Regions from separate parts of the Homo sapiens genome. Here all the other regions are linked to region 1. Evidence: read pairs that join two places in POLR2A ChIA-PET (ENCODE). Cell type or tissue: MCF 10A. All regions are shown on one strand. Links, peaks and the distances in the headings refer to the core of each region. The heading gives the core; the rest is flanking DNA. Region 1 overlaps LOC124900690 (a long non-coding RNA gene). Region 2 has its middle 57 kb from the start of LINC02357. Region 3 overlaps LOC105374542 (a long non-coding RNA gene).

Region 1 (10,763 bases), core at 1,675-9,674:
AAATGGAAGGTACTGAGCCAGGTTTAGAACTCAGATGGTCTGACTATAGAGGCCACATGTTTGACAGCTGTGCTACAACACCTCCTATAAAATTGATTAAAAATTCAGTCATCGGCCAAGTGCAGTGGCTCACACCTGTAATCCTAGCACTTTGGGAGGCCAAGGCGGGAAAACGGCTTGAGCCCAGGGGTTGGAGACCAGCCTGGGCAACATGGCGAAACTCCACCTCTGCAAAAAAATACAAAAAATAGTTGAGCATGGTGGCGTGCACCTATAATCTCAGCTACTTGGGAGGTTGAGGTGGGAGGATCAAGGGAGCCCAGGAGGTCAAGGCTGTGGTGAGCCCAGATTGCATCACTGCACTCCAGCCTGGGCAATATAGTGAGACCCTATCTTAAAAAAAAAAAAAAAGTCATTATGACACATGTTCATAGCAGCACTATGTATAATAGCCAAAAATTGAAAACACCCAGGTTGACTGACCTTCCTACATGACTAGATACCATAATTCAGGCAAACTTCGGTTTTAACTTACACACTCATAAAAACAAACCAGTGCTAATAATAACGATAACATCTAACTCTTATGCAGTAGATACTGTAATATGCTAGGCATTGTTCCAAGTGCTTTACATATATTAACTGCTTTCATCTTCACCAAAACCCTTGCAGTTAGGTCCTATTTTAACCCCCATTTTATAGATGAGGACACAGGCATGAGGAGGTCAGTAACATGTTTATGGACACGTAGTGAATAAGTGGCAGAGCCAGGGTTGGACCTTGAAAGACTAACTCCAATGAGTCCCATTCTAACCACCAGCCTCTACTGCCCACACATAGTTGCTTGTGTTATATAGATTTCTTTGTTTCATTAAGTGATCTTTATTTCTGATGCGACCAATGGCATATTTTTATTTCCTTACAAATCAGTTCAGTTCAGTTCTCTTCTATTTTTTTTCAAATAACCATTAGCTTTCCACACTTTCGACCTAGCATCAAAATAGCCCACAAAATATATTTATAGCAAAATATAAATGACAAGCATAGCTTTAGGATTCTGATCCCTTGTCATGAAGTGTGATGAAGTATATCCACTGATATATTTTGACATTTTGAGTAAAGTACTCCAATTGACTGTCATTTTTAGCACGTCACCCAGAGATAATGGCAAGAATAAACCCCTCCCCCAGGCTCTCTGACAACATCAAACAAGGAAACGCATAAGCAGGCTCTATAAACATCAGCAAAAGTGATGGATTCTGAACATAAAAATGTGGAGGTAGAAGAAACAGCCATTTCTGCGATCTGACCTATTTACCAAGTCTGTTTATTCACCGAAGGAGCAATTTCAACATTTTAACTGTGTCTTACACTCAAAAGAGCCATAAAACCATAGGAGAAAGGCTAGAGCCTCAAGGAGCTGACAGGTTGATTACTTTAAATGGAATTAAACAATTGATTTAGCTGGGCGATTAGCTTGAACTGCTATCTGCATTTAAGGGAGCAGTTTTTTGACTGAGATGACTAATCAGTTCAACCCACTTGTAAATCTAGAACATATGATCCAAAAGGAGATGTACCTAATACTTTTTTTTTAACTTTTTACTTTTTTTAATTGCACTTTTTTTTTTTTTTTAGACAGAGTTTCACTCTCGTTGCCCAGGCTGGAGTGCAGTGGCAAGATCTCGGCTCACTGCAACCTCTGCCTCCCAGGTTCAAGCGATTCTCCTGCCTCAGCCTCCAGAGTAGCTGGGATTATAGGCACCCGCCACCATGCCCAGCTACTTTTTGTATTTTTAGTAGAGATGGGGTTTCACCATGTTGGCCAGGCTAGTCTCGAATGCCTGACCTCAAGTGATCTGCCCGTTTCGGCCTCCCAAAGTGTTGGGATTACAGGCATGAGCCACGGCGCCCAGCCTATTTTTTTGTATTTTTAGTAGAGATGGGGTTTCACCGTGTTAGCCAGGATGGTCTCGAACTCGTGACCTCAGGTGATCCACTCGCCTCAGCCTCCCAAAATGCTGGGATTATAAGCGTGAGCCACTGCGCCTGACCTTATGCTTTATTTTTTTTTAATTTTAATTTTTATTTATTTTTATTTATTTATTTATTTTTTTAGACAGAGTCTCACTCTGTCGCCCAGGCTGGAGTGCAGTGGTGCGATCTTGGCTCATTGCAACCTCCACCTCCCGAGTTCAAGCAATTCTTCTGCCTCAGCCTCCCAAGTATCTGGGACTACAGGCATGCATCACCATGCTCGGCCAATTTTTTTTTGTATTTTTAGTAGAGACGGGGTTTCACCATGTTGGTTAGGCTGGTCTCAAACTTCTGATCTCAAATGATCCAACCTCCTCAGCCTCCCAAAGTGCTGGGATTACAGGCATGAACCACCATGCCCAATCAGTTGCTTTATTTGTAAATGAAGACATTTTAATATCTTTTTATTTTCCAACTTATATATTTAAGTTCAGGGGCACATGTGCAGCATGTGCAGGTTTGTTACATAGGTAAACACGTGCCATGGTGATTTGCTGTACAGATCATCCCATCACCTGGGTATTAAGCCCAGCATTCATTAACTATTCTTCCTGATACTCTCCCTCCTCCCAGCCCTTAATTACTTTTTGTAGAGACAGGCTGGTCTCAAATTCCTGGCCTCAAGCAATCCACCTCGGCATCCCAAAGTCCTCCTAGGGTTACAGACATGAGCCGCTACACCCAGCCAATTAAGTTTAAAATTTCTGTTTTATTAGTTCCAATTTCTCTCCCATCTAAATGCACTTGGGAGTCTTAGTGGAGCAATCTGTAACAGAATGTTCTTAAGTGTAAGAACAAACACATCTCTTCTCTATAACAACAACAACGATAATAATAATCATTTACTGAGCACTTACTATGTGCTTTATCTCCATTATTAGAGAAAGATTTCAGAGTGGAGTTCAAGTATGTGGTCCCTGCAGCCAGTTCCACAGTTGTGTGGCTGGGAGCAAATGGCTTGGATCTCTCTGTGCTTCATTCCCTCATTTGTAAATCATGAAACCTGTGTCATAAGACTTATTACAATTAAATAAATCCCTATATGTAAAGAGAGTGCGGGGAACCTGCTATAATTTGACTATTGTAATTTATGTTCCTAAACACCATCTAAGTTTTGTAATATTATTTCTATGTTGCAGTTAAAAGAAGTAAAGTTCAAAAAGATAAATAATTGGACCAAAGTCTCACATGCAGAGAGAGCAGCTGCTTTTCCTTCTCCAGATGTACAAGTAGTGTTGTATGCACTGCAGAAACAGTAAACACAACCTCTTTTTTCTATAGCTGACATCCTGAAATGATTAAGATTTGGGATAGTTGGTACTTGATTGCACTTTTATTTCCCCAGAGGATAAATAAATCATTCATGAATACATTTGATAAGAGAATGTATGGAGCTATAAATTAAAATACTGGGGGGGAAAACTATAAATGATTATCTCCACATTATTCTAATATCCATTGTTAGAGGCATTTATACAACCCACAGGTGTCCACATACAAGCTCTTCTGTTTCACATTTTCTGTGTCTTATTACCTACCATCTGATTTGGTAACAGGTTTCCTTGCAAAAAGTTTCCTTCTTCACTTAGGGCTGAATTCAATTATCCTTCAGAAAATCATATACCCTGATTCCCCAGTCTCTTCAGTTTCGTTAAGATGTTGCCTTGTCTCCACTTCGTATGCGTCATGTTAGTTTATTACTCAGCTGCTGACACTACCTTCTCATTTTAGTTTTCTGTTTGATTTCTCCCAGTGTCGTTATTATTGGGATCCTTAGTACCTTCACCATTGTTATAACTCCTTTTCATTTTCAGTCTGTCTCTTCAAAATAAAATCAGAGCAAATAAAACAGGCACAGGCTATATGCCGTTATGCAAAGCACTGATATCAAACAAGATCAAGATCTCATTGATATAAAAACTGAGAATCCTTTTCAAAAGGAAATTGGAAAGCAGATCTGTGAAGTGTCTCTTTTTGCAAAAATCAAAGAGGAACAAGTGATTAGCCATGAATGGTTCTGTTCTTATGAATTCAAGACACCTTAATAGTAGGTGGCATAGAATATCATTAAGAATAACAGGATGTCTCTAGCTTAGGCAGGAAACCATTTTCAAAAAATGTCAGAGCTCATTGTACAAAAAAAAATTCATAATTGCAAAGAAGTAATGGTGGATTCTAGTTTGGGGTTTGGAGGTGAATAAACATAGCTTAGAAACTATAGGGGCTTCCTGTTTTGAATTTAGGAGAAGCCACGACTTTTGCAAATATTTTTAGATGTAATGTTTATGGAAGGCAAAGAATGTTAACCCAGAATGTTGGATAGTACAGCTAGATGTTGGTTTGTACATTCTAAGTCATTTAGAATATTGGACAGAGTACTGAACTACTACTGTACTTTTTCCTTCATTTCTTGCCTAAAAAGGGCAATAGTGAGAAAATGACTTTAACCAAAATATTCAACAAGCATTTATTAAGTCTGTGGTACAAATAGCATTCTGCAGAAAGCAGTCCTATTAGACCCAAAGGAAGCAGAAGATGAAATACACACGCCTGACAATTTAATAGGGGATGGAGAATAATAAACATATAAGCCTGAAAGAACCAGAGAATGATTCCGTAGTAATACTAAAATTTGTGGCATACTCTTCCCCCAGATAACCACAGGCTCATTTTCTTACCTTGTTCAAGTCTTTGCTCAAATGTTACCTTTTCAGTGAGAACTTCCCTGGCCACTCTCTATATAAATTGTACCAGTCTACTCCACAAACCCTGTCTCTGTCCCCCGTTCCTGTTTACTTTTCCTTATCACCTTGTAGTTAATTACATAATTTTGTTTTTCAACTATCTTATTTTCTTATTTATTTATTTATTTATTTATTTGAGATAGAGTCTCGCTCTGTCACCCAGGCTGGAGTGCAGTGGTGAGATCTAGGCTCACTGCAACCTCCTACTCCCTGGTTCAAGCGATTCTCCTGCCTCAGCCTCCTAAGTAGCTGGGATTACAGGCACATGCCACCACGCCCAGCTAATTTTTGTATTTTTAGTAGAGACGGGGTTTCACCATGTTGGCCAGGCTGGTTTCGAACTCCTGACCTCAAGTGATCGCCCACCTCGGCCTCCCAAAATGCTGGGATTACAGGTGTGAGCCACTGTGCCCGGCCTGTTTCTCAACTATCTTATAACTCCACCCTATCCACTGCTGAATAAAGCCTTCATAACAACAGGGGAATTGTGCATTTTGCTCATTACTAAATCCTTAGCAGGTGATAGAGTACCTGGCACATAGTAAGTGTTCAAAAAAAAACCTTGCTTAATCAAGTATCTAATATGTATGTCAGACTACTTATTAGTGCTGAAAAAATTCAAAATAAGTAACCTTTGGCAATGTTAATGAGAAAAAGTTTATTGGAAGAAGGGATGTGTGTGCTTTTCAAGCCAAAACAAATTGATTTGATCAAACATAATGATTACAACGTAGGTTTTGAGTTCTAGACCAAACTCTGCCTCTATTTAGCTATGTGACCTAAATAAGATGTGTAACTTTGTTTTTTTGTGGATCTCTGAAGGTATTTATACCTGGGCCAAGAACTTATGTCTTTACATGGATTAACATTTAAAAACAAAAACAAAAACACTTCTAACAGAATTACAACTTTTTTTTCTTAGCTTCTCCTGGCCAAAGCAGCTATTCTTGACCATGCTTTATACCATGATCATCTTTGGTGATGCAATTTAGGAATGACTGGCCTTAGGCAAATCAGTGAAAGAAAGTTCCCTCCCAATTGCAGTTACTGGGCCCCATTTCTGCCTTCTCCAGGCTCTCATGATGCCCTCTAGCTGTTCCAGAGCTCTCTGGGGCACCCAGCCAGGCTTGCCTGCTCCCAGTGTAAACCATACTCAGAAATTATGTTTTCCTGTCCTTTGCTCTCCAAGCAAAAAGCCTGCCTCTTCAGTCTCCTGCCAGTTAGGACTGGATCCTGATGAGCTAATTCCCTTTAGGGTGAGAATGACAGATTGTTGGCTAAGCTAACCTTCTGTTTTCCTCACCACCAAAGTGAAGCCCAATGCTAAAGAAGGAATTGGAAGGGAAGGGAACTTCCAAATATCCAGTGCCTAGAATCTGCCTGAACTTTCAATATATTCAATCATTTTATCCACAACCAGGTAGATGATATTTACTCTCTAAGGAGCTGAAGTTCATGAGAGGTAAAATATGGACAGGTTCCAAAACTTTCTGTATTATCACATCAGCACACTGAATAAATGAGCCCAGAAATAGAATTGTGGATACTATTGCAGACTTCTGGGGCAATATTTTGGGGATTGAGGAAAGAGGTCCTTTGTGGCATCCTGTATCAGCCACGTAAACTCTGGCTGTGACCTTGAGTGAGTAGGCCCTGTGACCTTCAATAAGCAATTTAACCTCTCTTATAGCTTCGATGTCCTCATCTGAAAAATGGGGAATACTAATAGTATCTGTAGTCATTATTTCCTGCTTGTAACAAGTCGCTCCACAAATTAGTGGCTTAAAACAATAGTCATCCCTATAGTTCAGGAATTCAGGAGTGCCTCAGGTTGGGTAGTTTTCATTCAGGGTCTCTCATGAAGTTGCAGTCAGATGTTAGCTGGGGTCTGCATTCATCTGAAAGCCTGACTGGGGCTGGTGGAACCACTTCCAAGGTGGGGCACTCACATTGGCTGACAAATTAGTTCCTTTCCACATGGGCTCTCCACAGTACTGCTTGAGTGTCTTGGCAAAATGGCAGCTGGCTTCATCCAGAGCAAGCAATTCAAGAGACCAAGATGGAAGCTCAATGACTTTATTCCTAACCTTGGAAATCTCACAGCATCACCTATGTGATAGTGTATTAGTCACACAAGACAGTCCCTAACTCAATGTGGATGGGACCACACAAGGGCCCTTTTGGAGATTTCTGCAACAGTATCTCTATTATCAGGAAGATTAAATGAAACAACCCATGTTAAGCCCCGTACATTGTAAACACTGACTAACCGGTAGCTATTATTACAATGGCCCTAAAGTGCTCAATGCCTGCCTATACTAAGGCTGGTGCTGATTCTGATGTCTACTCTGAGTTTGATTTTATTGGATTTTAACAACAGACTCCCTTGTGAAATGCTTGAGCCCACATTAGAACCCAGTAGGAAGAAGCCAGAAAGCCGTAGAGCTCAGGCAAAACAGCAGCAACAACAAACACCAGTTCAATGAACCCATGAAGCAAATGACATCTGGGTGCCGGGCTCCTGAGTACCAACAGCAGCTGGTTGGCCCTGGCAGACTCGATAGCTCTGGGAAGCACCTGGAGAACCTTATCACTACCTGATCACGAAGTCAGGAGATCAAGACCATCCTGGTCTCCTGAATAGCAACAGCAACAACAATTTCTCTATCTGTATTCTTATCTGTGTGTGCTGTCACTTAAGTATATAGTGCAATGTTTTTCAAATTTGTGTCCTGGGAAACACTACTGCAAAAAAAATATTAATAGATGGGTCTCAAAAAAAAAAATCATTATGGTCGAATAAATTTGAAAAGGCTGCCTATTAAATCCTTTCTCGAAGCCTCACAGTGCATATTTTGCACGGTGTTAAAGACTCTAGGAAGTCCTAGGATTAAATAATAAGAAAAATTAGAAGGAAAATGTTTGTTTAGTTGGATTTGACTCAACATTTCCATCATCTTGCAAACTTGTCAGTGCAAACACACTATTTTTCCTTCCACTACAGGTATAAGCCTTCTATCTGGAAGATGCTTGTGATAAGTGAAGAAACAGGGTTTTAGGGGGTTGAATCCAGCATTGCCTACTTACTAGAGCCATGATCACGAGAAAATCACTTCAATTTTTTGACCCTCGGTCTCCCTATCAGTACAATTTGGACAATACACACTTAATTGGGCTGTTGAGAGAATTAAATAATAAAGATACCTAGCCTGGTGTTTGGATCCCAATAAGAGTTTGGACTTGCAGCTTGACACTTTGAGTTCCAATCCTAGCTCTATCATGAAGGAGCTATTTGAGTTTGTTTTGTTTTTTGTTTTGTTTTGAGATGAGGTCTCACTATGTTGACCAAGCTGATTTTGCACTCCTGGCCTCAAGTGATCCTCCCATCTCAGCCACCCAAAGTACTGGAATTAAATTACAGTTATGAGCCATCATGTCCGGCCATTAAAGAGCTATTTGATCCTGACCAAAAATTTTGTGTGTGTTTGTTTCATTTGTTTGTTTTGAGACAGGGTCTCACCCTGTTGCCCAGGCTGGAATACAGTGACACAATCACAGATCACTACAGCATCGACCTCCCAGCCTCAAGTAATCCTCCCATCTCAGCTTCCTGAGTAGCTGGGACCACAGGCGCGCACCACCGTGCCTGGCTAATGTTTTTATTTTTTGTAGAGACAGAGTTTTGTCATGTTGCCCAGGCTGGTCTTGAACTTCTGGGCTCAAGTGATCTGCCTGCCTCAGCCTCCCAAAGTGCTGGGATTACAGGCATGAGCCACCATGCTTGGCTCAACCAAGTTCTTAACTTCTTTGAGCCTCAGCTTTCTTGTCTGTAAAACAAGGAGAATCATTGTATTAATGTATCTCATAGCTTCTATGCAGGGATAAAATAGAAGGAAGTATGGAAAGTGTAGTAAACATGCTTGGCACACTACAAGAGTTTTATAGTTGTAGGGTATCATCATTACTGTTGTGGCCAAAGGTCACAGAGCTGGTAAGTGACAAAGTCAATAAATGAATCCCAGCCTGACTCAGTGTGTGTGCACCTTCCCCTCTGCTGTGACATAGAAACAATCAACAGAAATGAGATGCAGTCGTTTTGAGAGCAGCTTTGGGGAGAGGGTTGGGCCAGCAGTTGGAGACAAGTGGGTGGTCATAATTCCGGAGAGCTTCCCAGAAGTGGTGGGGTCGCGGGAGGATATCTAGAGACAAGGAGGCAGGTGGCTGGGCAGATGGGGATGGCAGGGTTTACACAGTCAGGACAGCCAGGACAACGGCTTGGAAGAGTGAGTGGCGGCGGCTGTAAGACGCCAGCTTTGTTGGAACAAAGCAGCAGGTGAGAGAGCCACAGAGATCAACGCTCCAGGCACCCAGGGAGAGCAGACGCAGAAGAAAACACTTGGCAGGAACAGGGCGGCACCATTTGCCTTTTTCAATCAATCAGACAACAATTGAGGGATGGCCTATGAAGCAAAGCCCTATTCCCCAACCCCCACACACACCACCAAAGCAACGACTGCTCAGATAATAGCCTAACTTCCAAGACCTGCTCCTCCCTCCTCAAGCCAGCCGGACCATGATCAGCCATATAGAAATTTATTTTTATTACTGAGCTCCTATTTCTGCTTTTGCCATCACCACAGATCAGTTCGGGTTTTGTATCCCAGCCAAGTGCTTTTCATATTTTCCAGATCACTCAAAAGTCTGTATCCGCTGCCTGGAGCAGGTTTAAGGAACAATCTGAGATTTCTTTCTGAATAAGCAGTTATTTGTACTTTGTTTTGCTTTTCTTGGTTACTGAAGAGAAACAGTGACATAAAGAAAGCACTGGTAACACTTTGCATTGAGCAGCACAAATGTCAATGGTAGTGACTCTGCAAATAAATAGTTACATTGTCAGGCGCACAAGAGTCTCATTGAGGAAATCTGTGCTGTGACTGCTAACAGGGTTAACACTTTAAGCACAATGTAATCAAGAAAAGGCTTGTAAACTTTGCTCCAAGTGACCTCTGCCTGTACTAAAAGCAAATGTCAACCAAGGATCCCAGGATACATTTTCAGAGCAGTCATGGTGTAGTTAATGCATCCTTTATAGTGCACTGGAGGGAAGGGAAGGAAAGTAACAGAGAAGAGAAGAAAAAAAGGAGAAGAGAAGAGGGGAGGGGAGGGGAGGGGAGAGGAGAGGAGAGGAGAGACCTGGGTAGAGTTAAACTTTGTTTATGGGGAAATGGCAAAGTCCCCTTGTTTCAGTGATGACAGTGAATTCCGTTATGCTGTTTCATTCTCTATTTTCATCACAGTTCCACTCAAAGCCAAAATATATTTTTTAATGAATTGTAAAATGTAGTTTTCCACTTTGCAAAATTTTTCTTGTAAAGGATGTTTTATAAAGAAAATAAGATCCTGTTAGCAGAAATTTAAGTGACGAAATACTTAGGACTCCCAGCACCCCGTCCTCTGAGCCTTGGCAGAGCAAAGTTCCGTGTGAGCAAAACTTCCCTGTCATTCCCTGTTTAGAGTTGCCAGATTTCACAAATAATACAGAATGCCCAATTAACACTGAATTTCAGATAAATCACAAATAATATTTTTAGTGTAACTATACCCCAACATCGCATGAGGCCTACTAAAAAATCATTTGCCGTTTATCTGAAATGCAAATTTAACTGGATGTCCTGTTTTTCATTTAACAACTCTACTTCTGTTAGTTACTCTTCTTTCTTACCTTGACTTTTACTTTTTGCCATTCCCTGGGATACCCCGTCTGGGTCATTCATTCCTCCTTTCAAATACTTTATTCTCTAAACTATACCCTCCTCTCCAGATCAATAACATTCACACAGTATGAATTAATCTGGGACAGACATTTAGAAGAAATTCGTCTGAACATATAATTATTAAACACCCACAAAGTGCCAGATGTAGGATTAGAGGGAGAGAAAAGCAACCAAGCTATACCCGTGCTGAAGTAGGGAAGGACGTATT
Region 2 (10,763 bases), core at 1,320-9,319, 110 kb before region 1:
AAACACCACTAATATTTTGATATACATATGAATGAGTAGGATCTAGTAGGAACTGGCAAACTTTGGCTGCAAAGATCCAGAGAGGGAACATTGTAGACTCTGTGAACCATATGGTCTCTAATGCAACCTACCATTGCAGGGAGAACACAGCCATAAATAATACAAAAAGGAATGGGTGTGATTGTGTTCCAATAAAACTTTATTTACAAAAGCAGATGGTGGGCCAGATTTGGCCATAGTCGGCCGACCCTCCTCATTAGAATTAGCTGCTCTAACAGAAACTCAAAATGGCAGCAACATAAACAAACAAGAAGCACACTCCCCTCTCAGGAACAGATTGGGCATAAATACAGTTATGCATTGCTTAGTAACGGGTTTATGTTCTGAGAAATGTGTCATTAGGGGAGTTTGTTATTGTGAGAACATCATAGAGTGTACTTATATACTAGTGTACAAACCTAGATGGTGTAGCCTACTGCACACCTAGGCTATATGGTGTGGCCTATTGCTCCCAGAATACAAACCTGGACAGCATGTGACTGTACTTAATACTACAGGCAACCAGAGCACAATGGGAAGCATTTGTGTATCTAAGCATACCAAAACATAGAAAGGTACAGCAAAAATATGGTATAAAATATTTTTTAAAAATAGTACATCTGTATAGAACACTTACTATAAATGGAGCTTGCAGGACCGCAAGTTGTTCTGGGTGAGTCTGAATAGGTGGTGAGTGGATGCGAAGGCCTAGGACATTACCATCTATACTATATGCTGTAGACTTTATAAACACTGTACACTTAGGCTACACTAAATTTATAAAGAATTTTTTTTCTTTCTTCAACAATATATTAACCTTAGCTTACTATATATAATTTTTTACTTTATAAACTTTTTAATGTTTAAAAAACTTTTTGACTCATAATAACACAGCTTAAAATACACATCGTACAGCTATACAAAAATATTTTCTTTCTTTATACCCTTATTCTATAAGCTATTTTCTATTTTTAACATTTTTATTTCTTTCTTTAAACTGTTAAACTTTGTTGTTAAAAACGAAGACACAAACACACACATTAGCCTGTGCCTCCACAGGGTCAGGGTCATCAATATCACTATCTTCACCCTCCACATCTTGTTCCACTGGAAGGTCTTCAGGGGCATGGAGCTGTCATCTCCTAGGATAACAGTAGTCTTCTGTACTTCCAGAAGTACCTTCCTGAGGCTGTTTTACAGTTAACTTTTTTTTAAATAAGTAGAAGGAATACATTCTAAAATAACAATAAAAAGTATAGTAAATACATGAACCAGTAACATAGTCATTTATTATTATCATGTTTTATGTACTGTACATAATTGTATGTGCTAGATTTTTTATTTCCATAGGTTATTGGGGAACAGGTGATGTTTGGTTATAGGAATATGTTCCTTGGTGGCGATTTGTGAGATTATGGGACACCCATCAGCCGAGCAGTATACCCTGCACACTATTTGTAGTCTTTTATACCTCACCCCTTTCCCACCCTGTCCCCCTGAGTCCCCAAAGTCCATTGTGTCATTCTTATGCCTTTGCATCCTCATAGCTTAGCTCCCACTTATGAGTGAGAACATGCAATGCTTGGTTTTCCATTCCTGAGTTACTTCACTTAGAATAATAATCTCCAGTCTCATCCAGGTCGCTGTGAATGCCATTAACTCATTCCTTTTTATGGCTGAGTAGTATTCCATCATATATATATATATATATATATATATATATATATATATATATATATACCAGTTTCTTTATCCACTCGTTGATTAATGGGCAGTTGGGTTGGTTCCATGTTTTTTCAATTGTGAATTGTGCTGCTATAAACATGAGTGTGCAAGCATCTTTTTCATATAATGACTTCTTTCCCTCTGGGTAGATACCCAGTAGTGAAATTGCTGGATCAAATGGCAGTTCTACTTCTAGTTCTTTAAGGAATCTCCACACTTTTTTCCATAGTGATTATACTAGTTTACAGTCCCACAAGTGGTGTAGAAGTGTTCCGTTTACCGCATCTGTATGTGTTATATTTTTATATGCCTGGCAGCATAATAGGTCTGTTTACATCAGCATTACCACAAACACGTGAGTAATGCATCGTGCTATGATGTTGATTTTTCAGCTTCACATAATCTTATGGGACCACGTCCCATATGCAGTTCATCATTGACCGAATGTCCTTATGTGGCACACGACTGTAGTTCAGGACTGCTATGGCAACAGCAATGTGTCAGAGGCCCGGACACTTTCTATCCTATTCTGCCACCCCTAAGATGTTGTCTTCGGGCACATGGTCTGAGATGACTGACTACCATGTCCACAATCCAGCCAGTAGGAAGGGAAAAAGGGGGAAGGGAAAAGGGGAGAGGAAAGACACATCTCTTCCCTTTAAGGACACCAGTCAGGAATTGCAGTCATCCCTCTTGCTCACATCCTATTGGCCAGAACTTAGTCATCTGGCCACACCTAGCTGCAAGGGTGGCTGGGAAATGTAGGCTATATTCTGAGCAACATGTGGGTAGCTGCTGAAGGCTATGGAGCCCCTCATGGGGCACCCTGTGATGTAGGCAGTGAAGTCCCCTCTCCACCACACATACTTTTATAGGAAGTGGATGGAGCCAGCCTGGGAGTGCAAAGGTTGATTTTTCTACACTACTGACTGAGGAATGTTTTTATGTATCCTGTAATCTCTGAGTAAAAGGCTGTTTAACCTTTCTTGGAAGGCAGGTTTCACATGTAATTCCTTTGGAGAAAGCAGCCAAAAAGATATCTGGAACAGGGAGAAAAATGGCCCTCTTGGGTCAGGTGCAATGGCTCACACCTGTAATCCCAGCACTTTGGGAGGCCAAGGGGAGTGGATCACTTGAGGTCAGGAGTTCAAGATTAGCCTGGCCAACATGGTGAAACCCCATCTCTACCAAAAATACAAAAATTAGCTGAGTGTGGTGGTGCATGCCTGTAATCCCAGCTACTCAGGAGGCTGAGGCAGGAGAATCGCTTAGACCTGGGAGGTGGAGGTTGCAGTGAGCCAAGATGGCACCAGTGCACTCCAGCCTGGGCAATAGAGCAAGACTCCATTTCAAAAAAAAAAAAAAATCGTCCCTCTTCTTTAGTTACCAGCAGGCACCCTCATGGCGGATTATAGGATGCCTGAGGATTCCACCCATAAGAACAATGCAGCTGGAGAGGCAGCATAACAGCTCCTCCACATGCTCTCTCCAGGTGTGCGGATGGGGATACACCTCTCCTCTATGGTGTCTGTCACACACAATGTGTATGGATATAGATGTATCACTGCCTGTGTGCTCCAACCTTACATCTAGATTTTAAAGCCCTTAAGAATTGCTTTAAAAAAAAAATCCATCTTTGCATTCCTGAAGGAGCAAACACCAGCCTTTCCAGATGTATTCAATTCCTTGAATGGAAAAGATCAAGCACTTTAAAAAGTCTGCACTTTTTAAAGAAACACCTATTTAGTGCCAGGCACTAGGGATTTGGGATACAAAGATGAAAATTGGTAGTCCCTGCCTCTTATGGAGGCTTTTAGCCTAGGAAGGAGACAGACACTGCTGAAGACATCTGTTGTTTTTTGGCTTCCCGCCCCCAACCCCAACTTCCTCCTAGCCCATCACTCCCCTTTTCGGGGAATCCCCCATTGTGTATTTTGAGGTGGGTAGCCTGTCTCCCACTACAGTAGCCAAAAGAGACAGATACTCCTCTCTCTTTCCCTTTTCCATTTCTGGTACGGCACAGGTGGGCATATGACTAGGCTTAGCCAATCAGATGCTTTCCTGGGACGTGGACTCTTGAAAGTGCTGTAAGAAACTTGGCTCTAGCTGTAGGTTATAGTCATTATGATACTGGTGGCAGGTCAAACTAATGCCCTGCTCATTTTCCAAACTTGTTCTGCAGCCTTTCTTTGATTTTGAGAACCTCTAATATCATCCCAATATATTCATTTATTTCCCTCAAGGCGGCCAGCATTGGTTCTGTGGGTTGTGGTCAACAACCAAATTCCCTCCTAATGCAAAAATGATCATCTACTTAGGTGCTTTTGAATGCAAAGGTAAGAAGTCTACTCCAGTTACATCAAATAAGTTGAGTTTATTGTAGGAACACAGAGAACCATATGGACAGTGGAAAAGCCTAAGAATTTAAGGCCAGCTGCCATTACAGGAGAGTCTTCATGAACTTCATGGACTGAGCTTAAAAGGTCATTACGCCTTAAAGGACAACTCTATCCCAGTCACACAGGGATGTGTGGTGCCCCTAGTCTTGATGAAGGATTCAGCCGACCACACACGTCACTCTGAAGCTGAGATAGCACTGAGAATTTCAGCCAGTCATTGGATATGGGCTTCCCTGGGAAGGGTGCATGATCTTGGGTGGGGTGACTTTCTTTAAAAGAGATGCTTCCTGAAGACAGCTGGCAACTGAGGGCTGTCTGTTGGCAGCACTCCCAGTGGCACAGAGAAGAAATCTATCATTCCTGAAGAGGAATCCGGGCAGCACATCACAGCATCTGCTACATCAGATCTTTCTGTATTTCATGACCTTTCAGCTTCCGTTGCTGCTGCTCATTGCTAAAGTCTTTCCCAATTCAAATCACTGACAGTGAGAATCTGATCTGACCTAGTCCACATCAAAGGTCACCAACCATATGGAGATTGGCTCTCCTTGGCTATGGTTGGGTAGCAGGATCATGTGGTAGAAATGCACTCTCTCCCAGCCTCACCAGTTTGACAGGGTCTGTGGGCAGAGCTGGAGGAAAATCTTTTGGTAGGCATCAGGCATGATGGCATGTCTTGCCCATATACCAATAAACAATTGTAATGTGGTACAGAGGATGGAGTATATAAGTATGTAAGATGGAGTATATCAGCATAAAGTGGGTGGAGTAAATATATAAGTACAGTTTGTATAGGGAACAAAACACCTAAATCTACCTATTAGATCCCAGGAAGGTTCCCCATAGACTTGAACTAGGACTTGAAAGATGAGCTAGGAATAGGGTTTTGCCCAGCAGGTAAGTAGAGTAAGACACTCCAAGTAGAGGGAAACATATGTACACAGAGACATGAGATAAATCATTGTGGCCCTAAAGAGGTTGGCCTCCCAGCCACCCCATGTACTCACTGCCTCTTAACCAGATGCCTGAGAGGCATTTTTGGCAGCTGCTCAGAGGGAAACATGCCACCCATTGATTCATCTGGGGCACTCCCTGCTCCCACCTTTCATGAGCTGGTGTCAGTGGGTTCTCTGGGCCAAGTTATGCCCCACCCTGATCCTGTTTGACTTGTGTGCTCTGCCAGGATCCCTGCAAGAGATGGCATGGCCTGGGGCCCCTGCTGCCTTTCAGATAACAGCAGCAGCCAGGCCAAGGCAAATACTAGTCCCTCCTCATATAGGTGAGGCTCCCACTGATGTCAGCTGGGCCTTGGGAAGGCAGGAAGCAGGTGGGTTTAGTTGCCAACTTGGCTCTGGAAGGCAGCTCTGTTGTTCCTATTTCTTCATACTAAAAATGGAAGGATTCCCAGAAGAGGTGTGGAGGTTCTACCTATGGCCTCCAGGGGCACTGAAAGTTTGCTGACTTTTAAAGCACACACAAATGTGACAATGAATAACACCTACAACAAAGAAAAAGACATCACCATCAGCAAGTTTGCAAGATAATAATAATGGCAAACATTTATTGAGCACTTTCTATGTGCCAAGCAGTAGTTTACAGGAATTAAATTATATAGCCATCACAAAAACCCTGCAAGATAGACCCTCTGATTATCCCTATTTGACACATTAAGAAATAGAGGAACAGAAGAAATGAAGTAGCTATGCCCCAAATCCCACACTTTGTAAATGGATTTGAGCTCAATCCCCTCCTTCTCAATCACTATACAGTATGATATACAATATACACTATTCCAAATTAGCCTATATTCTGATGACTAAACGGGCATCTTATGAGATGATGTCTGATATGGTTTGGCTGTGTCCCCACCCAAATCTCATCTTGAATTGTAGCTCCCACAATTCCTACATGTTGTGAAAGGGATCTGGTGAGAGATAATAGAATCATGGGGGTGGTTTCCCCCATATTGTTCTTATGGTAGTGAATAAGTTTCACAAGATCTGATGGTTTTATAAGAGGTTCTCCCTTTTGCTTGGCTCTCATTTTCTCTCTTGTCTGCCGCCATGTAAGATGTGCCTTTCACCTTCTGCCATGATTGTAAGGCCTCCCCAGCTACGTGGAACTATGAGTCCATTAAACTTCTTTTTCATTGTAAATTACCCAGTCGTGGGTATGTCTTTATCAGCAGATGAAAGTAGACTAATACAATGTCTGAAAATGCTCAACAATTTATTAATACAAATTCTTTCACTTACATTGTCTCACTTCATCTTCATATTAGTTCAATGAGGGAGTCAAGGCAAATGATGTCATTCCCATTTTACAGATAAGAAAATGGAGGCTCAGAGAAGTAAATTAATAATCAGTAAGTGGCCAGCTTAGCACCTCAAATAGGTGTTCTGTTTCCCAGCCCAGTGATTTTTCCATCCTACCCTGCCGTGAATCATTTCAAAGGAGCCTAAGAGTATCTGTATCCAAAAATATGTCCTTAAATATGTGGACCCTAAAAGTACTTCAAAGTGACTACACATTGGTGTTGTACATCTATTTCATATAGTGGATATTTTCTAAAGCATGAACATTAAGTAAAATTGGAGTAAAGTTGAGTGGAAAGAGCTCTGAGCTGCAAGTCAAGAGTCCTGGGTTCTCATCTTTGCTCCATCCTGCATGCCAAATAACCTTAACTAATAACTTACTTTGGGGGACCTCATTTTTCTCATCTGAAAAACCAATGAGTTTTTATGAACTTACTGTCCCTTACAACTCTTAAATTATAGATATGATGATGCTATTGTAAGACGGGGTTACCTATCAATCTCCAAATCCACCTAGTTTACAGTTGAAGACTTTCAGCAACCAGCATCTGTATAATGGCAACCCGGCCTGTTCATTCCTGGGTGTTCCCTATCTAGCCTCCAGACAGCAGACTCAAGATGGTCTATCTAGGATGGAGGTGGACATCACCTGAATTTTTTTTTTATTTCTTTAATATTGATGGCAGAGAGATTAATTTATTTTTATTTTTATTTTTTTGAGATGGAGTCTCTCTCTGTCTCCCAGGCTGGGGTGCAGCAGCGCCATCTCAGCTCACTGCAACCTCTGCCTCCCAGGTCCAAGCGATTCTCCTGCCTCAGCCTTCTTAGTAGCTGGGAGTACAGGCGTGCACCACCACGCCCAGCTAATTTTTGTGTTTTTAGTAGAGACAGGGTTTCACCATGTTGGCCAGGCTGGTCTCAAACTCCTTTCCTTAAGTGATCCTCCTGCCTCGGCCTCCAAAGTGCTGGGATTACAGGCATGAGCCACCATGCCCAGCCTCAGAGGGATTATTTTTAAAGAATCAAAGCAAATCAAGAGGTGGTACCTACCTAAATACATACACCCGCACCTTCTTGAACAGGCAAGTTAGGCCAGCACATAGTTCACCTCGATAGATACAACACAGGAGTTGAGTGCTCACTGCCCATCCTCCTCCCCAAGGAGTGGTTACATCTTCTCACTATGAGTAATTAAGGACAGGCCTCAGTTTTGGTCCATTTTTGAATCATTCTCTTACTTGAACTCCAAATTTGTCTGCTTGGGTTTGTCAGCTTCTGTGGGCAGGGACGTCTTGAGAAGCATGCCGGCTGCAGCCGCTCCTCAGGTCTCCCCTGCCTGGTCTCAGTCCTTATTTTTTCAAGCTTCACGTCCTCTACTGAAGCTGCAGCAACCGAGTCCTGCCACTTTTCCTGTTCTCTTTCTCACTCATTTTCTCTCTGTATTTCCACATTCACGACTCCCATTACTCTCCCCGTAACACCACAGTGTTTCCTAAACTTCAATGATCTACTCCTTTTTCTATGAGAAGAAAAAAATTCTGTGCACTCCTTTACCACCGTCACTCTGTGAGAGTTGATGTGAATTATGTTTCTTTTTATCTCATCACCTGAAAATGTACAAATATAAACCAGGTTTTTAAAAATCCTTAGGTTTACAGCTCTCACATGATTTTTAAAAATGAATCTTACAAATAGAGTACAAGCAACACTACAAAATCCTCATTAATTTAATGTGTTAATTTAATGTGGCAGATGATGCTGTTTGAAACTGCTAAAATTACATTTCGGCGTGGAATGTGACTGTGGCATGGGCCACGATGGCTTGGGATCTTCTAAGCTTAGCATGCCTGTGCCATCATGTACCACGTGAGGATTGATTCTCCCATCTTTTTCTGCCATCCAAGCTACGGTCTAGTCTTCATTTGTGCAACATGCCAACTGGCCTCAGCTTATCAGAAACGCATCATTTACATATCGAGGCTCCCTGCGTTCTTTTCTCATTAGCCTGTGATAATTTAGGTTGAGTGCCATTGTGATAAAAACACAGCACAGGCGGCGGAAGCTGTGGCACTAGTAGGTTACTAGGTTACAAGGTGGTTGCCATGTTTTTCAAACTGGGTCACATCCCTATGCAGTCACATCCCTGCATCATGAGATCAATTTAGTAAGCTGTTACAAGCAATTTTTTAAAAAATGTTACAGAAAAGAGAAAATATCAAGTATTACGTGGTGTCAGAATAAGTATTCAGAAAATTGTTTTACACACACACACACAGACACACACACTCACATAACCAATCCAAACAGATGCCAGTATTGCTTCTGGGGAAGGTCCGTGGAAGCCCACTGAAATAGGCTAAATAGTGACCCCAAAAGATATCAGGTCCTAATCCCTGGAACCTGCAAATGTTGCTTTATAAGCAAAAAGTGTCTTTGCAGATATGATTAAAGTAAGGACAATGAGATGGATAGATTTTCCTGGATTATCCATGTGGGCCCTAAATGTAATCACAGGTATCCTTATAAGAGAAAGACAGAGGGAGATTTGATCAAGACAGAATGGTGGCCCTGTTGACTCCTTGGTTTTGACCCAGTGAAACTGACTTCAGACTTGCGGCTTCCCAAGCTGGGAGAGAATGAATTCTGTTTTTGAAACCACCCCATTTGTGGTTGTTTGTTACAGCAGCCACAGGAAACCAATAGATCCCACCTCTCCCCTCACCACCACTGGTGGGTGCTTTCGGGGGTAGTTGAAGGCAATCCCCGAGGAAGTACCAAGACTATTAGCGGGGTAGGGTGGTGACACGTAGGCTCAGAGCCATTTCTCAAGTGGTTTGGAGTATTATAGTATTTTCACAACTGGTACACCTGGACTGGTCTAGACTGGCTGTCTGTCAGTTCTATTTGTGCATGGACATCAGTGACGGAAACTGGGCCACTGTGTAAGATGGATTCCTTCTGTGGGTGGCTGCCAAAAAAAAAAAGTTTGAAGGTCTCTAATTCATATGACCCAGTCTATGCTTAGACTGACTAACTATTTTTTTAGGTCACCATCCATATGAAAACACAAAATTTAAATATTCTCACAGAGACTCTGTGGACTCCAAGATTCACCTGCAGGCACTCAAGGACCCTTGGGCCCCACTTTAAGAAACTCAGTAAGAACCCTCTTCCCCCAGCATCAGACAATTATTGTATCTCTTGGACCTTGAGCCTAATTAGGGTGGGCTCAGCCACCCCCAGGTGTGCCCACCTGAGCTCCCTTCCAGAGCTGCTCATGGCACCTGCTCCTCCCAGAGCTGCTCATGGCACCTGCTCCTTCCAGAGCTGTCTGCCCAGGAGTGTGGGTTTGAGGCTTCTGGGAGGCCCCACCCTTGGCTGTGGAAGCTGGGAGCCACTGGGACCACCTGCCCTCCCGCTGCACTGTACCTCTCTCTCTGCCCCAGGACTCATATACCCTTTTCTTCCAGGAAACCCCTGGGTCTTCGCTGGCCATAGCCTCAGAGGACTGACTTAGCCCTACAGTCTAAAAGTAAAGATTTGGAGCAAAAACTGCTTCAAAAACAAAACAAAACAAAACCACTGTCACTGGGGTGTAACCAACTTCTTTCTCTGGGGCCTCTTTTCTGTTACTCTTTACTTCTCAACCCCCCCACCCCACATCCCAGCCCTGATGCAAGAGGGGGCAGGGTCCTTACCTAACAACCAGAAAGCCCGTGTCTGTGCTTCTAAATCCCTAAGGCCCTGCTCCATCATAGGTGGGTTTTCGTACTGTTATTGGTAGCTCTGCCTCCCTTTGTGGCAGAAAAGCCAAGAGCCACCTCCCTTTGGGTTCCATGAGCCTTCCTACGTCTTTCCCAAACCAGGTCACACCTGAGCTTCAGCTCCACCTTGAGGCCACCAGAGGTGCCTGCCCTGAGGTGAAACCTCGGTGTGACCCAGGCAGGTGTCCTCTCTGGCCAAACCATTTCCTTGCACATGCACCAGTCAACTGTCATAGCAATAGCCATCATCTGAGACAGCCCTTTACATACTGTTTTCACGTATGTCTGCTCATTGGACCCTCATCTTGACTTTGGGAATTCGTTGTGTTTCCATCACCCCAGTTTACAGATAAAAAACTGAGACTCAAGGCCAAGTGCAATGGTTCATGCCTGGAATCCCAGCACTTTGAGGTGAGGGCAGACAGATTGCTTGAGCTCAGGAGCTCAAGACCAGCCTGAGCAACAGGCAAGACCTCATCTCTACTAAAAAACAAACAAACAAAAAACTGAGACTCAGAGTT
Region 3 (10,763 bases), core at 1,503-9,502, 55 kb after region 1:
TGATTTTCCTGCCTCAGCCTCCTGAGTAGCTGGGACTACAGGTGCCCACCACCACGCCTGGTTAATTTTTGTATTTTTAGTAGAGATGAGGTTTCACCATATTGGCCAGGCTGATCTCGAACTCCTGACCTTGTGATCCGCCCACCTCGGCCTCCCAAAGTGCTGGGATTACAGGTGTGAGCCACCACACCCGGCCAAACTTAACTTTTTATTCAAACATATATCTCAGTGTCCAGACTCCGGAAAGGCATTTCTGTATAGCAGGCCCAGTCTCAGATAAATATTCTAAACTTCCACCCCTCCGCCCCCACCCCCGCCACTTACCATGGTGATAACTGGGCCCCAGTGTTATGGAACTAGTAGCATCTGCCACCTCCATTCAGTTATCTATTAGGGCATAACAAGTTACCCCAAAACACAGCCGCTTCAAACAATAAACGCATATTATCTCTACCCCATTTCATTCCTGCCACCTCTAGTATAAGAACAACTATCTACATCCGGTGCTGGTAAAACCCCTACTGTCATTTCAAAGAGTCTCCTCCAAGATCTCTCTGCCTCAAAATTTTAATAAATGAATATTACAGTTTGAAAAAAATAGAATGTGAGAGAAGGGAGACAAAACATTGGTATCAATAGTGACTGCCATCAACTCTACACCTCACACCAAAACCCTTATGTAAAAATGGCATGTTACCTGCTTAATGATACTGATACGTTAAAAAAAAAAAAAAAAAAAAAAAAGTGGCACATTATCAAATGCATTCCAGACAAGTTTCCTGAAGCATCTTCCAACCAGAATGCAATCCTTTTAATTCAATCTTATGCAGAAATTCTCGAGCCATCCCTGTCTGAATATAAATTACTATGTGTATACCCAAAGACTAACAGCAAATTGTTGGATATATGAGTGAAATTACCCACTGAGAGAGTATTCAAAATTTTAGTCCAGACCAGCCTGGGCAACATAGGGAGACCCCATCGCTACAAAAAATTATTTTTAAAAATTAGCCGGGCTTAGTGGCGTATGCCTGTAGTCCTAGCTGCTCAGTACACTTGCTTGAGCCCAGGAATTCAAGGCTGCAGTGCGCTATGATCGTGCCGCTGCACTCCAGTCTGGGCGGCAGAGTGAAAGCTTAGGCTAAAAATCTTTAAAACATGTTTTCATCCTACCATATTAATTTGGAAGACTGGCTTTAAATATCACGTGGGACAGTAATTATAGAACATGTACTGTGGGCTGGGCATGATGACTAGCGCCTGTAATCCCAACATTTTTGGTGGCCAAAGCGGAAGGATCGCTTGAGCCCAGGAGTTTGAGAGCAGCCAGGGCAACACAGTGAGACCAGGTCTCTTTAAAAATAAAAAATTAGCCAGATGCGTGGTGGTGAGCACCTGTGGTCCCAGCTACTTAGGAGGCTGAAGGATCACATGAGCCAAAGAAATCAAGGCTCTCGTGAGCTGTGGTCGCACCACTGCACTCCAGCCTGTATGAAAAACCGAGACCCTGCCTCAAAAAAAAAAAAAAAAAAAAAAGAGACAAACAAAATAATTCATGTACTTTAAGCTCTTGGCTTAAAGCTTTGAATCTCACATGTGATCTCTCTGTCCTTCAATATCCTATAATTCATTGTTCTGACTGCACATAGAACATCCCATTCTTACCAGATTGGGGGAACTTCAGGACCAGAATTTAGGCTTAAATTTTTTGATTCCATACAGCATCTTACAAACAGCAGGTGTTCATGTCAATATATATTAATTATGTGCAATTTCTTTATCTGAGGGGCACCCTTTCTTTTGTAAAATGATGTTGTAAAGTAAAACCTCTTTTTTTTTTTTTTTTGGTCGGAGCCTCCCTCCGTCACCCAGGCTGGAGTGCAGTGGCCACTATCTCTGTTCACTGCAGCCTCCGCCTCCTGGGTTCAAGCCATTCTCCTGCTTCAGCTTCCCAAGTAGCTGGGATCACGGGGATGCACCACCACGCCTGGCTAATTTTTGTATTTTTCATATAGACGGGGTTTCTCCATGTTGTCCAGGCTGGTCTCGAACTCCTCACCTCAGGTGATCCGCCCACCTCGGCCTCCCAAAGTGCTGGGATTACAGGCGTGAGCCGCCGCACCTGGCCTAAACTAAAAGCTTTAGGTTGGCACATTTTCAGGTGAAAAAGACAAAGGAAAGAGCTAGCATGCTACGGTAAAAAGAGAGTATTGATTTTAAACCATGTCACTGTTCTGAGATCTGTGCTCAAAAATAAAGGAGTATTTTAGGTCATTGGAAAAAGAAGAAAGAGAGAAAAGATTGGGCACAGTGGTTCGTGCCTGTAATCCCAGCACTTTAAGAGGCCAAGGTAAGAGAATCACTTGAAGCCAGGAGTTTGAGACCAGCCTGGGCAGCATAGCGAGACCCCATCTCTAGCAAAAAAAGTAAAAAATATAATAACAATTAGCCAGACATGGTGGCATGCTCCTGTAGTCCCAGTTACTCAGAAGGCTCGAGTGGGAAGATCGCTTGAGTCAGGGAGATGGAGGCTACAGTAAGTTGTAATCATGCTGCTGCAGTCCAGCTTGGCTGACAAAGTGAGACCTTGCCTCGGAAAGGAAAGGAAAGGAAAGGAAAGGACAGGAGAGGAGAGGGGAGGGGAGGGGAGGGGAGGGGAGGGGAGGGGAGGGGAGGGGAGGAGCAGAGAAGAGAAGAAAAGAGAAGAAAAGAAAAGAAAGGAAAGGAAGGAAAGGAGGGAAGAAAAGAAAGAGAAAGAAAGAAGAAAACGAGAAAGGGAGGGAGGAAGGCAGGAAGGCAGGACAGAAGAACGCAGGCAGGCAGGCAAGATGGAAGGAAGGAAGGGAGGGAGGGAGGGAAAGAGAAAGAAGGAGAAAGAAGAACTCCAATAGAAGAAGACCAGGGAAGGGTCTAGGCCTAATTTTGTCATTTATTTAAATGTCTTTGAGCATCTCATTGAACTCTCTCTGCTTCTCTGCATTTGCATCTGCAAAATGAGGAAACTGCACATGACTCTGAGGTGATTTCCCACTCAATGATCCTAAGATATTTGAGTACTTGAATATCCTTCAATGATAACATCTGGGAAGAGTATAAAGTCTGATATTAGTCCTCAGTAGTGCTCTCCAAAAGGATGGGTAGATAACTACAGACATTTTTAATTACATATCACTGAGTAACAAATTACCTCCAAATTTAGGAGCTTAAGGCAAGAATAAACATTTATTCTCTCACAGAGTTTCTCAGGGTCAGGAATCCAGGAGTGGCTTAGCTGGGAGGTTCTAGCTTGGGATCTATAAAGGGATTGTAGTCAAGAAGTTGGCTGGACATACAGTCTTCTGAAAATTTGACTAAGGCTGAAGAATCTGTTTCCAAGGTGGCGCTCTCATGGCCGATGGCAGAGTCTTCAGTTGCTTATCACAGGGACTTCCTTGCAGAGCTGTTTGAGTGCCCCTCTGGCATGGCAGTTGGCTTCTTCTGCAATGAGTGATCTAAGAGCAAGAGCAAGGAGGAAGCCACAATGCATGTAATGACTTATTCTCACGGGTTGCACATTGTCACTGCTGCCACATTGAATTCGCTAAAACTCAGTTACTGACTACAGACCACACCCTAGGAGAGAAGAATTAGGCTCCACTTCTTGAAAGGAGTATCAAAGAACTTGCAAATTTATTTGTGAGTTTATTTTAAAAGCCCTCACAAACACGTATTCTTTAAACTAGAGTGGCTCAGCCCTGCAAGACAGGGAAGTTATAACAACCAACATTTCTAGAGTGACTCACTGTTTAGAAAGTATTTCCCCATGTTTTCTCATTGGGTTGTCACAACCCCCCAGTGGAACAACAGCATTAATATCCCCACTTAAAAATGAGGAAATGGAAGCGAGGTCACTTTTGTACAGTTATTTAACAAGTAAGTTGTATAGCTGGGGATTAAGCCCAGCACAAAGCATAAGGCCTTTTCACCATCCTTCAAATGAGAAACTTGGCATGAAGGCCTTTGCACAGAAAAGTTTCATTAGGAAGATTGACTATTCCTTACTTCCTACCAATTGTTTTTACCTATTTTATTAAATTTTTTTATGTTTAACTTACATACTTCCAAAATTACTTGAAGCAGTTTACAAATAAAATGTTTAAGAAAGAAAGAGGAGTAGGGCTGGGCCTGGTGGCTCATGCCTGTAATCCCAGCACTTTGGGAGGCCGAGGTGGACAGATCACTAGAGGTCAGGAGTTCAAGACCAGCCTGGCCAACATAGTGAAACCCCATCTCTACTAAAAATACAAAAATTAGCTGGGCACAGTGGCAGGTGCCTGTGATCCCAGCTACTTGGGAGGCTGAGGTGGGAGAACCACTTGAACCTGAGAGTGGTATGCAGGTCAAACCACTGCACTCCAGCCTCAGCGACAGAGTGAGACTTGGTCTCAAAAAAAAAAAAAAAAAAAAAAAGAAAAAGAAAAAGGAGTAAATAATTCTAGGCACCAGAAATGATCATATTACAACACTTGGCAATAAATTTGGTTCAGATCTTTCTGGCAGCAGAGGTGAAAAGAGAAGCGTGATAGGCTGCAGAGATTTCACTTTCTGACAAGAGTGAGCATGCATGCTATCATTGCCTGAAGCTAAATTCAAGAAGGACTTTATCACGTGGAGTTGTGTAGAGTTAATACCGCTTAACATTGTGGTCAGTATCTTCAATCACACGCTTGCAAAAGATGTACTCATATTAACCCTGAATGTAAACAGAGGACACACCTCACCTGTAAGTTGGTTAATATATTTGAGGAAGAAGCTGAGGAAAGGTGGCCCAGGTACCTTTCTCTCTAATGTCTTTACCAAATTAAGGCATAGAACTTGGAGAATATACAGGAATTGAAGGTTGATCTGTCTGGTGGACTGTCTCTCAAGTATCAGAGTTGTGAGAGTGCTTGAATGACCTGCTAAATCTTGTTAATTTGTCTTGGCATCTTGTAACAGGTACCTACCTGTAATATAAATATTCTATATTGTCAATTAATTAAGGACTTTGCTAAAAGAGAGCAAGGAATGCCAATATAAAGTTAAAGAAAAATATAAAATAAATAAGTTAGGCTGGGCATGGTGACTCATGTCTGAAATCCCAGGACTTTGGGAGGACATGGTGGGAGGGTTGCTTGAGGCCAGGAGTTCGAAACCAGCCTAGGCAAAACAGCGAGACCCCACCTCCCATCTCTACATGTGACTTAAAAAACTTAGCTGGGCATGGTGGTACATGCCTGTAGTCCTAGCTACTTGGAAGACTGTGACAGGAGGTTCACTTGAGCTCAGGAGTTTGAGGCTGCAGTGAGCTATGATTGCACCACAGAACGAGACCCTGTCTAAAAAAAAAAAAAAAAAAAAGTAAAAAAAGTTAGACCGCATGAGCTGTAATAACCCTTTTTGGACCAATATGCTGTGACTCTGTGGCTTTAAGGATGAGATGCCAATATGCATTCTTGTCCCAGTAGAGAGCCAGCCCAGTTTGGCCTGGGTGTGAGAAGCAAAGCTATCAAAAGCTTTGGCCAATTTTTTCCCCCAAAAGGAATTCCAAATATATCCAAGCTTCTATGTTAGTGACTGATTGAAACCAAAGCTTTATACCATATGACATAGAATCCTGGAATAGATAACTTTAGGCTGAAGAAAAAAGAAAAGTTAAGGCAGGTGTGAGCAGCTGTCCAGTTCTGCCATAAAAGAAATCAAGTTTAACTTCAGCGATAACATGCCTTCTTTTAAGCACTCGAGTTTTGTTAGGTTCTCTCCAGTTGGCTGAAAATTACACCCTAAATATTCCTCTAAAAGTAGATAACTTAGTGCACTTTTATTTAATATTACAGTACTTATAAAGGTTTCTATTAATGGGTCTCCTCCTTCGAGAAGAGAATCGTAAATGAAATACATAAAGATTAATAGCCTTTATTTATTTCTTAAACCAGCTGGTCTTCCTCTAAGAAAGCAGATATGCTAAAGTAAATAATCCTTCATTTTAAAAAATAGAAAGCATTCCCCTTGAATGCTGTTTACTGGCTGTGAGCAAATAGGTATTCACTTAGAAGGCTTTGCTCTCTGTTTATTACCCATATTTCTATAATACCTGCTTCAGAAGTGTTGCAGAAAGACAAAATTAATGTGCATGGAAAAAAAGCAGAGAAAATGAGTGTTAATCTTTGTGGAACAATCCAGAGTCCAGAGAAAGAGGCGAGTAGGGGGAGAAGCCACTTGTTGGAATGACTAGTATATTAAGATTCTCTTCTGGGTTATGGGTTAACATCTGCATCATTGAGGTCTATTCACAACAGGATATTGTTCAGTATAACTTTTTGCATCCAACAGAAATACAAATATTAATTTTCATGGCATAGAGAAAACTTCAAAATTTGGGAAAGTACTGAAGGATGTTATCACAAAGTTGTCATTTAGAGTCCAAGAACAGTCTTAACAATTGTACAAGCTTCAGAGCAAGGGCAGAAAATCAAGACATCAAATTGTCATGTGGGAAATCTATTCTGGGGAGTTGTAGAATAAATACTCACTAATAAGAAAAGGTGGGGAAGGTCCTTCTAAGCAAAGGAAATGAGTGACAAGACAAGCAGGTATGAATGACTTTTTTTTTTTTTTGAGATGGAGTCTCGCTCTGTCGCCCAGGCCAGAGTGCAGTGGCACAGTCCCTGCTCACTGCAACCTCCGCCTCCTGGGTTCAAGTGATTCTCCTGCCTCAGCCTCCTGAGTAACTGGGATTACAGGCATGCGCTGCCATGCCTGGTTAATTTTTGTATTTTAATAGAGACAGGGTTTCACCATGTTGGCCAGGCTGGTCTTGAACTCCTGACCTCCGTTGATCCACCTGCCTCGGCCTCCCAAAGGTCTGGGATTATAGGTGTGAGTCACTGCGTCCAGCCCTTCAGTTTGTTTTTTAAGGTTTTACATATATTTTTATTTTTTCCAGTTTTATTGAGGTATACTTGACAAATAAAACCATACAAGTTTAACGTGTACAATGTGACGATTTGATATATGTACATATTGTGAAATGATTACCACAATCAAGTTAGTTAACACATCCCTCACGTCACACTTTTACTTTTTTTAATGTGTGGTGAAAATATTTAAGATCTAATGTCTTAGCAGATTTCAAGTGTGCAATACAGTATTGGCAATTATTGCCACCATGCTTTATATTTAGTCTCCAGAACTTACTCATCTTATAACTGAAAGTTTGTACATTTTGACCAACATCTTTCCATTTTCCCTACTCCTCAGCCCCTGGCAACCTCTATTCTATTCTCTGCTTCTATGAGTTCAACTTCATAGATTTTACATAAAAGTGACATCACACAGTATTTGCCTTTCTCTGTGTGACTTATTTCATTTAGCATAATGGCCTCAAGTTGCATCCATGTTGTTGCAAATGGCAAAATTTCCTCACTTTTTTTTTATGACTGAATAATATATATATTTTTATGAGATGGAGTCTAGCTCTGTTGCCCAGGCTGGTATGCAGTGGCACAATCTCGGCTCACTGCAACCTCTGCCTCCCGGGTTCAAGCGATTCTCCTGTCTCAGCCTCCCGAGTAGCTGGGATTACAGCCGCCCACCATCGGGCTCAGCTAACTTTTGTTATTTTTAGTAGAGACGAGGTTTCACCATGTTGGCCAGGCTGGTCTCAAACTCCTGACCTCAAGTGAGCCACCTGCCTTGGCCTCCCAAATTGCCGGGATTACAGGTGCGAGCCACTGAGCCTGGCCAAAATCCTAACAGAATAACATTCTATTGTGTATGTATTAAAAAACTGTGGTGTGTGTGTATGTGTGAGGTATATACATATATATATATATGGTGTGTTTATATATATATATGTGTATCACAATTTTTTAATCCATTCATCCATCAGTGGACACTTAGGTTGTTTCCATGTCTTGGCTATTGTGAATAATGCTCCAATGAACATGGGCATGCAGATATCACTTTGATATATGGTTTCCTTCTGATGTTATACCCAGAAATGGGACTGCTGGTTCATTAGGGTAGATAGCATATTTGGATCTGTATACTATGGACACTTGGATATAGCTGGAGCACAAGGTACAGGGAGGGGAGTGAGAATGGGAGAGTAGGCTGGAAAGGTAAGCAGAAGCCACACTCTGAAGGGGCTCTTAGGCCAGTTGGGGTCCTTCTACTGCATAACCCAGGTTCCTCCTCAGGCCCAAGTAGGCTCTTAGCATTCCCTTTTCTTCCTCAGCTGCAGGCCTCAGGGCTTTGCTAGGTTTCCCCCCTTTACTAGGTGTTACCACTCACCCCATCTCTTGCATCTGGAAGGTGGTGCCCTCAGCTTCCTTTTTTTTTTTATTTTGTTTATTGCAAGACAGCACAGAGTCAGCTTGGCATGATGGCTCACACCTGTAATCCCAGCACTTTGGGAGGCTGAGGCAGGAGGATTGCTTGAGCCCAGGAGTTCAAGGGCAGCCTGGGCAACATAGTGAGATCCTGTCCTCACAAAAAATTTTTTTTAATTAGCCAAGTCTGGTGGCACATGCCTAAAGTCTCAGCTACTTGGGAGGCTGAGGCAGAAAGTTTGCTTGAACCCAGGAGTTCGGGGCTGCACTGAGCTGTGATTGTGCCATAGTACTCCAGCCTGGGTGACAGAGTGAGACCATGTCTCCAAAATAAGAAATAAAAAAATAAAAAGCACAGAGTTTTTATATTAAAAGATTTTCCAATGCTAATTATGATGGCAAAACAATTCAGGAATGACAAAAATAATAGACATGTATATGAGAAGTGTTTTTTTCTTCTTTTTTTGAGATGGAGTCTCGATTTGTCACCAAGGCTGGAGTGCAGTGGCACGATCTCTGCTCACTGCAACCTCTGCCTCCCAGGTTCAAGCAATTCTCCTGCCTCAGCTTCCCCAGTAGCTGGGATTACAGGCATGTGCCACCACACTCAGCTAATTTTTGTGTTTTTGGTAGAGACAGGGTTTCACCATGCTGGCCAAGCTGGTCTCGAGCTCCTGACCTCAGGTAATCTGCTCACCTCAACCTCCCAAAGTGCTGGGATTACTGGCATGAGCCATGGCACCCGGCCAGGAAGTTGTTTTTGTTTTTGTTTTTGTTTTTGTTTTTGTTTTTGTTTTTGTTTTTTTGAGATGGAGTCTCACTCTGTCGCCCAGATTGGAGTGCAGTGGCACCATCTCAGCTCACTGCAACCTCTGTCACCCGGGTTCAAGCAATTCTCCTGCCTCAGCCTCCCGAGTAGCTGGGATTACAGGCACCTGCCACCATGCCTGGCTAATTTTTGTAGTTTTTAGTAGAGACAGGGTTTCACCATCTTGGCCAGGCTAGTCTTGAACTCCTGACCTTGTGATCCACCCGCCTTGGCCTCCCAAAGTGCTGGGAATACAGGCATGAGCCATCACGCCCGGCTGGGAAGTTTTAAATTTAGGAGTAAGATGATCTGATTTACATTTTTAAAAGTACTCCAGATGTCGTGTAGAGAGTGGATTGTAGGGGACGGGAGTGGAGTAGAGGTCGGGAGAAGCAGGGAAGGTAACACAGGTACCTAGAAAGAGGTGATGGTGCCCCGGACTAGGGCGTAGAAGGAAGATGGTCAAAATTTTTATATGTAGGCTGGGTGCAATGGCTCATGCCTGTAATCTCAGCATTTTGGGAGGTCGAGGTGGGTGAATCACTTGAGGCCAGGAGTTCAAAACCAGCCTGGCCAACATGGTGAAACCCTGTCTCTACTAAAAATACAAAAAAATTAGCCGGGCATGGTGGTGTGTGCCTGTAATCCCAGCTACTCGGGAGGCTGAGGCACAAGAATCACCTGGGAGGTGAAGGTTGCAGTGAGCTGAGATCGCGCCATTGCACTCCAGCCTGGGAGACACAGCAAGACTCCGTCTCAAAAAAAAAAAAAAATTATTACATGTGGGCATAGTTTAACAATAGGACTAACAAGACCTGCCACCGGGTTGGATAGGGCTGATGACGGAAAGAGGAATCAGGGATAAACCGTGAACCCCTGGAGGGTATTACTCTGTTCACCAGGCTTTGCCCTTCTTAGGAATGATCCCTTCTGGACATTTCCTCTGGATTAATGGGTTTTGGGCTTTGGGACAAAGAGCCGTAAATCACTGAAAACATTTCAGCAGGGAAATGACAAGACATTACATTTTTCTCCCCTCCACTAGGCTTACATTTCCTCCAATGAGAATGACTTTGTGGAATGAAATGACAAGTATATGGCCGTTGTCCAGGAAGAAAGGGTGCATCAGTGTGTGTGTGTGTGTGTGTGTGTGGGTGTGTGTGTGTGCATGGGTGTGTGTGGGTCTTCCACACATGCACATACGTGTGAGGGAGAAAGATGCTTCTTCCCTTCCATTCACGGCATGAATTGTTTTATCTCATTGTAAGTAGTTAATGCTAGTAGTTGTTGCAGTAGTAGTAGTAGTGGACATATTAGTGCCCAACTCTCTGCTTCTTAAAAAAGTAGCAGTCTGCTTTTTAGGAAGCAGAAAGTTGGGCACTAATGTGATGGAGTGTAGGATCAAAACCCTGATGAGATGTGACTGGAAGGAAGATACTAATGGCAGTAGAAGAGAGGAAAGAATGGGTAGAGATTTCAAAGGCACACTCTACCCAACTGTACCCAATTCTCAGAATTGGTCCTGTAAAGGCAGCAGGTTTTCTGGAGGTCACCTCCTTCCCCATAGCCCTGTGGCATCAGGACATCAAGCTCAAGGCTGATTT

The links. Peaks named below come from ENCODE experiments on the same cell type or tissue, not always from the same donor. Only the 100,000 strongest peaks of a DNase experiment are listed, where the experiment ranks them.
Region 2: POLR2A ChIA-PET joins it to region 1 with 28 read pairs; 2 of 35 experiments call an interaction of 5 or more read pairs at or near these places.
Region 3: POLR2A ChIA-PET joins it to region 1 with 31 read pairs; 3 of 35 experiments call an interaction of 5 or more read pairs at or near these places.

What each region holds. Positions count from the first base shown.
Region 1 is chr4:26,229,794-26,240,556 of GRCh38, forward strand. All of the region lies in intron 1 of LOC124900690 (a long non-coding RNA gene), which reads right to left. It also overlaps a transcript of RBPJ not described here. Among named protein-coding and RNA genes, the nearest start is that of RBPJ, 86 kb to the right of the region's middle. RefSeq lists enhancers at 8,555-9,105, 9,106-9,654. In MCF 10A, for the core only: no CTCF peak of the experiment used is centred there; a DNase peak (open chromatin) is centred at 5,938.
Region 2 is chr4:26,122,684-26,133,446 of GRCh38, forward strand. It overlaps a transcript of RBPJ not described here. Among named protein-coding and RNA genes, the nearest start is that of LINC02357, 57 kb to the left of the region's middle. RefSeq lists an enhancer at 7,623-7,812. In MCF 10A, for the core only: a CTCF peak has its summit at 5,667; a DNase peak (open chromatin) is centred at 5,358.
Region 3 is chr4:26,284,959-26,295,721 of GRCh38, forward strand. It overlaps LOC105374542 (a long non-coding RNA gene), which reads right to left. Exons shown (of 2, transcript XR_925508.3): 2 at 3,195-3,491. It also overlaps a transcript of RBPJ not described here. Among named protein-coding and RNA genes, the nearest start is that of RBPJ, 31 kb to the right of the region's middle. RefSeq lists an enhancer at 3,687-3,736 and a silencer at 3,907-3,956. In MCF 10A, for the core only: no CTCF peak of the experiment used is centred there; a DNase peak (open chromatin) is centred at 4,633.